Linked DNA regions of Homo sapiens: region 2 is linked to region 1. Evidence: chromatin loops called from intact Hi-C (ENCODE). Cell type or tissue: heart left ventricle. All regions are shown on one strand. Each heading gives the region's core, and the rest is flanking DNA. Links, peaks and the distances in the headings are about the cores only.

The links. Peaks named below come from ENCODE experiments on the same cell type or tissue, not always from the same donor. Only the 100,000 strongest peaks of a DNase experiment are listed, where the experiment ranks them.
Region 2: a loop joins it to region 1, with 4 times the contacts of the local background. A loop is called at or near these places in 1 of 110 quality-filtered maps.

The regions. Positions count from the first base shown.
Region 1 is chr20:42,172,127-42,177,510 of GRCh38, reverse strand. The region is part of intron 16 of PTPRT (protein tyrosine phosphatase receptor type T); the gene reads left to right. Among named protein-coding and RNA genes, the nearest start is that of CHD6, 560 kb to the right of the region's middle. In heart left ventricle, for the core only: no CTCF peak of the experiment used is centred there; no DNase peak of the experiment used is centred there.
Region 2 is chr20:42,107,564-42,112,947 of GRCh38, reverse strand. It overlaps PTPRT (protein tyrosine phosphatase receptor type T), which reads left to right. Exons shown (of 31, transcript NM_007050.6): 23 at 2,461-2,615. LOC101927182 (a long non-coding RNA gene) reads right to left here. Exons shown (of 6, transcript XR_001754611.2): 6 at 4,444-5,384. Among named protein-coding and RNA genes, the nearest start is that of CHD6, 490 kb to the right of the region's middle. In heart left ventricle, for the core only: no CTCF peak of the experiment used is centred there; a DNase peak (open chromatin) is centred at 2,498.

The sequences.
Region 1 (5,384 bases), core at 243-5,242:
TGGGGACACACTGCTTTATTCATTCTTATGAGAGTGTTAGGTATCTGTTCTTTCCAGGGTTAAGGCCATCAGATTTAATTAGTTGCATTTTTTGGTTGGTTTTGAACAATACTAAGCTGTACTACTTCATTCATTCAGTAAGAGCAGAAAGAATAATGTTTGCTTTTTTAAGAGAAATTCCAGGACCTTTAAAGAACACATTGTATCTTTTAACTGGAAGCTCCCTTAGAGACCACCTAATCCCTCACTACTCAAGGTGTGGTCCATGGACCAGCATCATCAGCATCACCTGAGAGCTTGTTACAAATGCAGGCTCTCAGGCCACACTTCAGCCCACTGTATTAGAATCTGCCTATAGAAGATCTCTAGATATGTACATTACACCTTGAGAAGCATTGGTCTAATTCAGCTGCCTGGTTTTAAAATTAAGGTCCACAAAGGTGAAGGTAATTGTGCAAGATAATTTAGTGGTAACACCAGGATGAAAACTCAGGTCTTGTAACTCCCAAACTGTGTTCTTTCCATTGTCTTAATGTCCCGTTGTCTTTGTAGTTCATAATATCCACAAACTCAGCCTAAATATCCAGGGCATAGTTTGAAATGGAGAAAGGAAGCTTTTATCCACCCACAACAATGGCAAACTCTTTCAAACATCTGTTGCACATTTAAATTTCATCTTTCAGACAAGTTTAGTTATTTCATTTTCTCTTTCTTGCACATCAACAAAAGACAAAGTCACCTGTCAGGCTGAAGATTGTAAAAACCTGTCAAAATTGAGTTTTTCTAGTTTAGCTAAGTATTACTCTGCAACTATTTTGCATTCCTTAGTCTTATTATAATTTTTATGAATGAGAGATAGAAAATAGGAGCAGTCTGTATTTTCAGTGTGAGGCATTACTTAGTCTTTTCCTTCTATCACACATCTTCCCATAAGTGTGCAGGTTATGGAGTTTGGTGATATATACATAATACAAAATTCTGGGCCAGTTGTTTTCAGTGCACATACAACCCTGGAGCCAATGAGAAACTCCAAATCATGTCCAGTCCCCTGGAGCCACAGTGAAGCTGAACATTTTCACTCTGAGAGAAGAGCTTCGGATCTGAGTGTAGTTAAAATCACCAGAAGCCCATCAGGAGAAGATATGCATTTTGAGTAAATGTGGCTTATCAACCTCCCCACACTCACCAAGGCAAATGGAACTGAGGCAGGAAATAGAGATCATGATATCCTCACCAAAAGAATTAGAAGACATGACAGATGAACCTTGAAGATAAACAAACATTGTATTTATCAACAAGGTGGAGGGTGGATTTCAGAGAGCAAGGTGTACCTAACAAATGAGTGTTTCCAGAGTAGGCACTAGATTCTGGAGATACACGAGTAAACAACACAGATATGATACCTGTCTTCATGGAGCTTACAGTCCGGTGAAGGATAAGATACTAATCTCACTATTATTCAATAACTATAGTAATTCATGAAGACGATGTATGTTCAGGAATATACATATATTGTAATTCATGAAAATGATACTGTTAGGATATAACATGGGACCCTCAGATGGGGATGGAGGCAGACAGAGATGTCTTCCTTGATATCTTCATTCAGAAAAGTTAAAATACTTTTAGTGACCAGTCATCCCCTAGATTCTACTATTAACATTTTACTATATTTATTTTATTACCTATCTTCCCATCTATCCATCCTTCAATCCATCTTAATTTTTATGCATATCAAAGGAAATTTTAGACATCACTACACTTCCCTTTCCTCCCAATATTTAACTGTACACATCATTAATGCCGACTCAAGAGTCTGGTTTTTTCCTTTGAGATAAAATTTACTTGCAAAAAAACACAGAAATCTTAGGTTTTCCATTTTATGAGTTCAACAATTGCATACACTTTGCAACCCAGCCCCCTAGTAATATACAGACTTGCCAGGAAGATCCCTCATGCCCATTCCCAGCCATCCCCTGCCCCTACTCAACCCAATTGGTAACCACCATTCATTCATACCACAGATGGGTTTGTTTATTCTAGAGGAGGAATTGACTTGAGCTGAGTGCTGAAGGATGAATAGGAGTCCACGTGGCCTTGGAAGTTTGGGGGAAAAGTTATAAACACTCCAGGAGAATAGCACGTCCTGTACAGATTCTCAGGTGGGCGAGAATTCAGTGAGGAGACAGTGTGGCTGCAGCCTAGAGGGGAAAGGACAGAGAGACACAAGATGAGGCAAATGAGATTGGTGAGAGCTAGACCAATCATAGCCTTGAAGCCATATTAAATATCTTAAATCTGGAACATAGCCAAAGGACAGTGGGCATCCAATAAAAAGTTTGAGCAGGGAGGTGACATGCTCAGCTTTGGCCTTTGAAAAAGTTCTCATGCCTTATTTTGGAGAAAAGAACATGGAGAAGGAAGAGGGGATTCAAGGAGTTGTAAGGATGTTGTTTCAGCCACTATGGATAGGGAAAGAGAGGGGCAGCAGATTTGAGGATCCTGGCCATGGAGAGAAATGACTATCTCTTCTTCTGTTGTATTAACCTCTGATGTGTTGAACTTCTAACAATTATAACCTCTGATGTGTTGAGCTTCTAACAATTATAAATCAGTGCTTGATTTTCTCTTTCTATCTCCAGTTTTCAGAGATACTAGCCATAAAGGCTTTGCAGAAACTGGTTCAGAGAGATTGAGTAACTTGCCCAAAATCACACAGGCAGTAGGTGATGGTGTCAGGGTTCTCACTCAGCCCTATTCATGTCCAAAGTCTGTACGTGTTAGACCACTACCCTGTCTTCAGAGAGTATTGTGTGAGCCTCTCAGTCTTTCCTATTGGACTTGCCGTTTTCCTCAATATATCAGATTCTTCAAACACTCTAGAATTTTCAAGGCAGAAGACTGTCCGAGTTGCTGGCAGTCCCTGTCAACACAGGGCCCCACTTTGAGGATAAGTTCACCTGCCCAAGTTTTCCTTTAAGTGATGGTTTGAGAATAGGGGCAGGTGAGTCCACATGGATCTATCAATACCGGGTTTTATTTATGCTGGTAGTGGCTCTGTGAAACACAGAACTGACATGCAGAGTCGCTTTCCATTTCTTGTGCTTGCTGCCTCAATCAATCCCTTTATCTATAACTCAGATCCTTCCTCATTTAATCCCAGTCTTTCCTTCCATATAAACTCCTCTCAAATGCCACACCCTTATCACTCCCTTCATGCTTGCAAGAATATTAAAACTGTGTGATTTACCTTTCTTTATTATTTATGCTTTGAGTAACTTACTGACCAAGACATGTTCTTCTAAGTTCTTTTGCATATGCTATTTATCTTAACAAGCCATAGTCACATGCAGAACTTCTTACTGAAAGCATGAAGTAACTTTCCAATAATATTAATCTTTCTAACACTAAGCCACCTTACAGTTTCATCTACTTTAATATACTTCATTCTCTTCTGAAAAATAATACACTCTCTGGGAATCCATTCTTTGCCAACCAATATTTGTACTCTACTTTATCATCAGTTTATAAAATTCTTTAGGCGTATATTTCAATGTCTATTTATGGGTTATTCTTCTACCGGTCAAAGTTCAGCATTTTTTAAGGCCATTATTTTCAACAACAAGTGTCTCTGAAAGTATAAATGGATGGTGAATATGCAAGAATTAAATAATCAACCTACATGTTACCAAAAAGGGCTTATATTTCCAGTGAGTTAAAAGACTTAAAAAGTCCATAATTATATCCCTTCTTCTTTGTGGTGCAACAAAATACTTCCAGGATTCCATGCACGCCCCTCAGCTTTATTCCCTCACTTCCTAGTTTGATCACTAAGTGGTTAAGGCCAGCCACAGAGAATCCCTATCACTACTAAACATCTGTTGCTCTGGCAAACTCAACGACCTTTCATTTTTTTTCCAAATGTATTGTTTATACAACCTATGCTGTGGAACACTGGTATCAGCATTTTTGCTGCCTCTTTCCTCACTGATTTTGATAGAATTTTGACAAAAAGAAAAAAATTATTTTGAAAGTTTTTTAAAAAATAGTGAAACCCTTTTTTGAACAAAATTATACCTAGATGTTTATTTTCTAAAACAGATAAAAAGCCATTTATATCTGGTTGGAGAAGAGGTAAGGGAAAACTCACATGCTTGCCAGGATACACACACTCCCCACACACATGACATGCACAAAACCCTTTATTGTGGCCCAGTTCACTCCAGACACATAGAAGAATCTCTGAACAGAGGTCTCCTTTCCTAACTCTGCCTCAGCTCTTAGGGAACTAAGTCCATAGACTGATGCTTTGCTTATTGCTTCCTCTCTAGACCAGATGGGTGAAACTTTCCACTTGATTTACTCAAAATGAAAATAATAACCGCTAGTCACTGGAACAAGTCAAGATTGATGGCCCTTGTAGATCACAAGAGCAAGGCCGTCAAAGGAATGACACCCTCTAAAATTGAACAGTGCACAGCATGTATGACCAGCCACATATTGTGGTCCTGTGGAAGCCTGGATTAAAGGAGCATCAGGAAAGATGGGATCCCAGTTTGTCGATCCCTAGCGGAGTTTGGCATTTCACTGAGAGACAATTCTTTTCATTATTGCTGCAGTCTCCCAGAATCTAGTAACCAGGTCTTAGTGTAGAAAGAAGAAACTCAGCGCTAGTGTTCCATTGCATGAGAGGTCCTTGTGATGTAACCATTTCTGCATCTTGACTGTGATGGTGGTCACACAGGTCTACACATGGGATAAAATTGCATAAATTAAACATACACACAAGCGCATGTAAAACTAATGAAATCTGAATAAGATCAGTAACATATATGTCAATTTTCTGGTTATAATATTGTACTATAGTTACACAAGTGTTAACATTGGGGAAAACTGGGTGAAGGGTATTTAAGACCCGTTTATGTTATTTCTTACGATTGCATGTGAATCTGTAATGATCTCAAAATATGACTTCTTTTTTAAAAAGCTAGCACCCAGGTGATGGGCTGGTGTTTACCAGCTGACCCTGACCACGTCCATCAGAGTCTTGAGATGTGTCTCAGGGCTTCTCTGGTCATTAATCATTCTCCAGTCTAAGCCTGGGCTAAAAATGTTCTGTCAGTCTCTAACAACTGTGAAGTGGCTTATTTGTGTCTTTTTTCCTTAATCATTTTTTGGCAGAGGTTTGTCTAATTTGTTGGTGTTTTCAAAGGAAAGAGCCAGCTTTTGCTGTTTTTTTTCAGCTCCTCTGCTGTATCTTTAACTTGTGTTATGTTCCATGTCTGTTCTTATATACATATTTACTTTCTTTCTATTTTCAATGACTATGTTTTTTTATCTCAAGAAGTTGAATGTATATTTTTCAAACCCACCTATCCTTTTTC
Region 2 (5,384 bases), core at 53-5,052, 64 kb after region 1:
GCTTCTTGGGACTGAATTGATTTGGAGGATGGCGTGAAAAAAGTCCAAGTATTCTTGAAGCTTTCTCCTCTCTCACTTCAGCTCATTCATCACTGCCTTCATCTGGGCATCTGATTTCTCCCTCCTAACAGGACTGTCTGCCTCTAGTCCTGCCCCTATGTTAGTTTGGGTTTCCCAGAAGCAGAGCCAGAAGCAGCAGTCGTTTGGGTGCCCTGGCTCATGTGTTTAGGGAGAGTTTGCAGGGGGAAGGCAGTGAGAGAGCCAGGATGGGGTGGGGAAAGGAGCTGAGTGAGGAAGTGGCCTCAGCAGAGACTTGCTTCCACCTAACCCCATGGGAGCCCTGGAACATGAATGGTACTGCACACTTGGTCCAACCTTGAGGCAAAGGGGCCTCAGGTGCCCCCCATAAGGGTAAAAAAAATTTCTGTTTTTCCCAGAACATTACTGGTTTTAGCACTGAAAGTCCCACGTACCGGGCAACCCGTCAGTCCTGGGCAGACTGAGCAAGTGGCAAGCCAGTTGGTCACTCTCCCTCTACTATCAGTCAGTCACTGAAGGATGCTGCCCCACCCAGCCACACCCCAGGGGAGGGGGGTTCCTGTTCAGCTGAGAACAGTTCTCTTCAGAAGAGGGTAACTGTGAGCTGTGTGCAGCCACGACTCAGAGCAGGTGGCAATGAGTCCACTGGCCCAGTGATGGGGATCTGAGTGGGCACCAATAGTGCCCTCTCTGCAACCCCCGATCCACCCACCTGAATCCATCCTTCATGTAGCAGGATGCAGCCTCCTAAAATGCAAGTCTAATGATGCACTTCCTCTTGTGTGGAACCGTCTGTGTAATCTCCCTGTAGCTTCCCAGTGCCTTTGAGATAAAGTCCAAAGGCCTTAATGTAGATTCAAGGCCTTCTGGGATCCAGCTCTCATCTATTCTCCTGCACCCCCAGGCCTGTGGTCTCCCATGGCCTGACTTCCACTTGCCTCTAGCATTGCCCTGGGTTGCTAGTGATTCTCTGCACACACCATGCTAAGCCCTGTCCCCAGGCCTGTGCCCATGCTGTCCCCCTGCCTTGGATTCCTTCCTCTTCTCCCGTCAACTGGGTAATACTCACACATCACTATATTAGAATGATTAAGAGTGCAGACTGTGGAGACAGACAGCCAGGGTTCACATGGTCCCTTTACAACTTGTGAGTTGTACTGTGACCTTGGGTGTGTCACTTAACCTTGTTTAGCCTCAGTTTCCTGATCCATCAAATGGAGATAAAAATATAGGGATTTATATCAGGATTAAGTAAGTTAGCATGTTGAAGTGTTCAGAAGAGTGACTGGCACACAGTAAATGCTTAGTTAATGTTTGTTAGTTATTATTTTCACTATTAGTCTGTTTCAAGATGGAGGTCAAGCATCACCTCCTCCAGAAAGCCTTCTGGGATTTCTCTTCTCCTCAGATCAGGTTAGCAGGCACTCCTTTATCCACTTCAATAGAATTACCCACTTGGGCATCTGCCTCCCCGACAAGGCCATGAGCTGTTCCAGGGATAGGAGCTGTGGCTTTTATTCTCACCTTCCTAGTACCTAGCACAAGGCTGGGAAGGCTGGGCACAGGTCACACTTGGTAAATGATTTTTCAATGAAGGAATGAATGAATAATCAAACAGACTCTTCCTATTCAGTGTTCTCTGGGTATCTGCAGGAGATTGCTAAGTAGAAAAATAGTAGGGAACAGGAACTGTCTAAGCGAAGGCTTAGAAGTGTGACCTGGCCATGGAATGGTCAGAAAACCACTACTGGGCCCGGAGTGTGTCTCTGTGAGGGGTGGAGGGGTGTGAAAGGGGAGGGGAACCGCTCAGAGCTCTAGGCCCCACTCTGTCTCCATCAGATCAGAGAAGCTCTGCCTTTGTTTGTTTCGCATCTTATGTAATCATTCTAAGTAAGAATCTACTTAATAAAGAAGTCAGTACTAAGTTATATAAACTTTGAAAGCCACACAGACTATCACAGCCAAGGCTGGAACACTACAGAATATCAGACCTCAATCACTGAACGCCTCAGATTCCACTGGAAACAATTTGGACTGACTTGGTCCTTAAGGCCAACATTTCTTTAAATCCGTACTCAATACACCTCCTATGAAACATTTGTCAAAGACGATCCCCTAGGCAAACAAAAGAAGGTCTCCTAGGGTGCTCTGTGGCCCTCTTGGGCATTCAGAGTGTGTATGAGCACACTCAAGACTCTGAGAAATCCTGCAATAAAGCCATCGGTTTCGTTTTAACAATCCCATATTTCCCAAATGTAACTGATTACAGAATCGCTCTATCCAGTAACACCTATTAACAAACACTGTGAGGGCCCTGTCCCTGCGGGAGGTTCCTCAGTGCAGCAGCTATGGCTCCACGTGTTGCTGGGCTGGGTATGCGAGGGCAGCAGCTGGAAGAACAGAGGCCCGTTCTTTCCTCAGAAAGGCTACCATGAGATCCGGGAGCTCCGCCTCTTCCACTTCACCAGCTGGCCTGACCACGGCGTTCCCTGCTATGCCACTGGCCTTCTGGGCTTCGTCCGCCAGGTCAAGTTCCTCAACCCCCCGGAAGCTGGGCCCATAGTGGTCCACTGCAGGTAAGTCAAAGGTCCTTCACCTTGGGAGGCCGAGGCGGGCAGATCACGAGGTCAGGAGTTCGAGACCAGCCTGGCCAACGTGGTGAAACCTCGTCTCTACTAAAGAAAGATACAAAAACTTAGCTGGTCATGGTGGCATACATCTGTAATCCCAGCTACCTGGGAGGCTGAGGCAGAGGAATCGCTTGAACCCAGGAGCGGGAGGTTGCAGTGAGCCAAGATCGCGCCACTGCACTCCAGCCTGGGTGACAGAGCGAGACTCTGTCTCAAAAAAAAAAAAAAAGAAAAAGTCCTCCACCTACCCTAGTGTGCCTCTGCAGCTCGGCTTTCTTGGGAGGGACATGTTATCTTTTCTAGTGGCTTTACTCTTAGAGACTCCTCTTCCTGTGTCCCCCCCATGCCCAGTGCTTTCTGATGATACTTGGTCACAAGGTCAGCTAACAAAAGGAATAGCAGTAGTGGCCATTGTTACTGTTGTTGCCTGAAAACAGTGAAGAAGTCAGTCACCAGGGAGGCAGGCTGAACACTGGCAGCATCTGCTGGGTCTGTCACGTGCATTTTACCCACATTATTTACTTCTCGTCCAGTCTGGAGAGGTGGGCATTATTAACATTCCCATTTTACAGATACAAAAACTCAAGTGCTGAGGAGGTAAACACAGAGTGGGGATATTTCACCTGCTTTTCTCCAGACACTTGCCCTCAGCTCCTTGACATGGCAGCAGGGCGCCTTGGTGGAAGCATGCTTCTTTTCATTTCTATATTATTTTCAAGATCACTTGCCAGCCTGCAGGGTCCCTCATAGAGAGAAATGGACAGCACCAGGTTTTACCTTATTATGAAGAAGAGATATTTTCAGCTCTGACCTAGAAAGTCACATTGAGAATGAGTGGCATGTCTTTGAATCCTCCCAAATGGAGATGAAGTATCCTGTCAAGGGTGTCCAGAATTGGAGGAGGATGGCCTTCCTGACCTGAAGGCTGGCCAGCTGGCATCCCCCTCCTTCCCAACGCCTCTCTCTTCCAATATGACCTTGGGGCAGCCCATCTTTTCAGACCCTGGATGCTTGAGTTATCACATCCCTGCCCTGGCAGTTTGTGTCAGTCAAGAGACCATGGAAGACTCCATAAGCTGTGGATGTCTCAGAGCCAGCCCCGTCCTCATACAGCATCCATTTATTTATCTTCCCAGCAATAGTAGCTACACAACCCCATTTCACAGATAAGGCAAGTGAGGATGAGGAGGTAATCCTGGACTCTCTAAATGTTTTGCATGTATTTTCTGCTTTGCTTTATATCTCATAGCAATCAAAGGGCAATGGATCATTAATGCCCCCCATCTCTATATCCCAAAGAGCACCCAGATCAAGGGTTAGGGAGAAAGAAAGAAAGACAATGGCAAATGTTTGTTTATCATCAGGACTTCGGCGCATGATGGCTCTACGCCGGTATGTGTCTCCTTAGCAGGTCATCTTAATGCATCTGAGCAGAGTGGTACCCACTCCTGGGGCCATTCTGAAAATTATTACCAAATGGGTTGGCTAAGTGCCTAAGAGAGAATGCCTGACATATAGTAAGCACTCTAATATATCATTATTCTCTGCCTCCTCTTAATGTTTTCTTTCTCCCCCTCCCCAGATTATTTATTAATCCTTCAGGACAGGAACAATGTTTGTTTGTTTTCATATTCCCACTCCTAATACCAGCATCTACTGCATCTTAGATTTTCAATAAATATTTGTTGAATATAATAGTAATAATTTCTCAATAAAAAATGGCTATGTATCCAGGCACAAAGCAATTTGTATGCATTATGCATTTTAATTGTAATTTCATCCAATTTATACATATTGTGCTATTAATGCTGTGAGGTGGATCTATTAATTATTATCAACATCATTTTATAGATGAGTGAGTATTTTAATTATTATCAACATCATTTTATAGATGAGTATTGAAACCCAGAGAGGTTAAGTCATTTGCCCGAGGTCATGCAGCTAATAAGTAATAGAGCCAGGATTTAATCCTAGGGGGTCTTTTCAAATATCCTGTGTTCAATTACTATGTGATGCTGAAATGAAATAAACACAGCTTTGTCCTCACAAGGACCCTGCAGGGAGGTATGTTAAAAGCATCAGAAATCTGAAGCTAACAAACAAACGGACACTAGGCAACTTGGTCACCGCTGATTGATTGATAGTTGTTCCAAAATTTGGAACCAAATTGGGCTGATTCTTTATACTAAAGCATGGTGAATATGAACATTGAAGAAAAAAACACGAGTGACCCCCCCTATACTCCCTCCCAGACACAGAGGCCAAGTCTCTTGAGTCCCCGCATCTGGATTTTGGGGAGTAGGTTCTGAAGCAAACTTAAGTCAGACTTCATTCAAACCATGAAAGTTTCTCATGAATGAAGACTCTGCTTCCAATGGGTGTACTTTCCAAATTGTTGTAGGTAGTGGTCCGCACTGGCCTGTGCCCCTTGGATTTACCATGAGCCAATATTGCTTTTTTGTCTTGTTCCATCTCTCTTCCTCTTTGTGTGTCTTTTGACATCTACATTGTTAGACAAAGACACTTGTTTCCATGAGAAAGGCAAGATGTGAAAACGCAGCGGAAGGGGGCCTCCTTGACAGGCTGCCCGGCCTTCCCATCCAAAACTGCACATGTGTAAGGCACATGTCTTACGTGCCTCTTGGTCAGCACTGATGTTTCAGAGCCCAGCACTGATCTAGAAAGGGCTGGCCAAGGCCCATAGAGTCTCGTTGA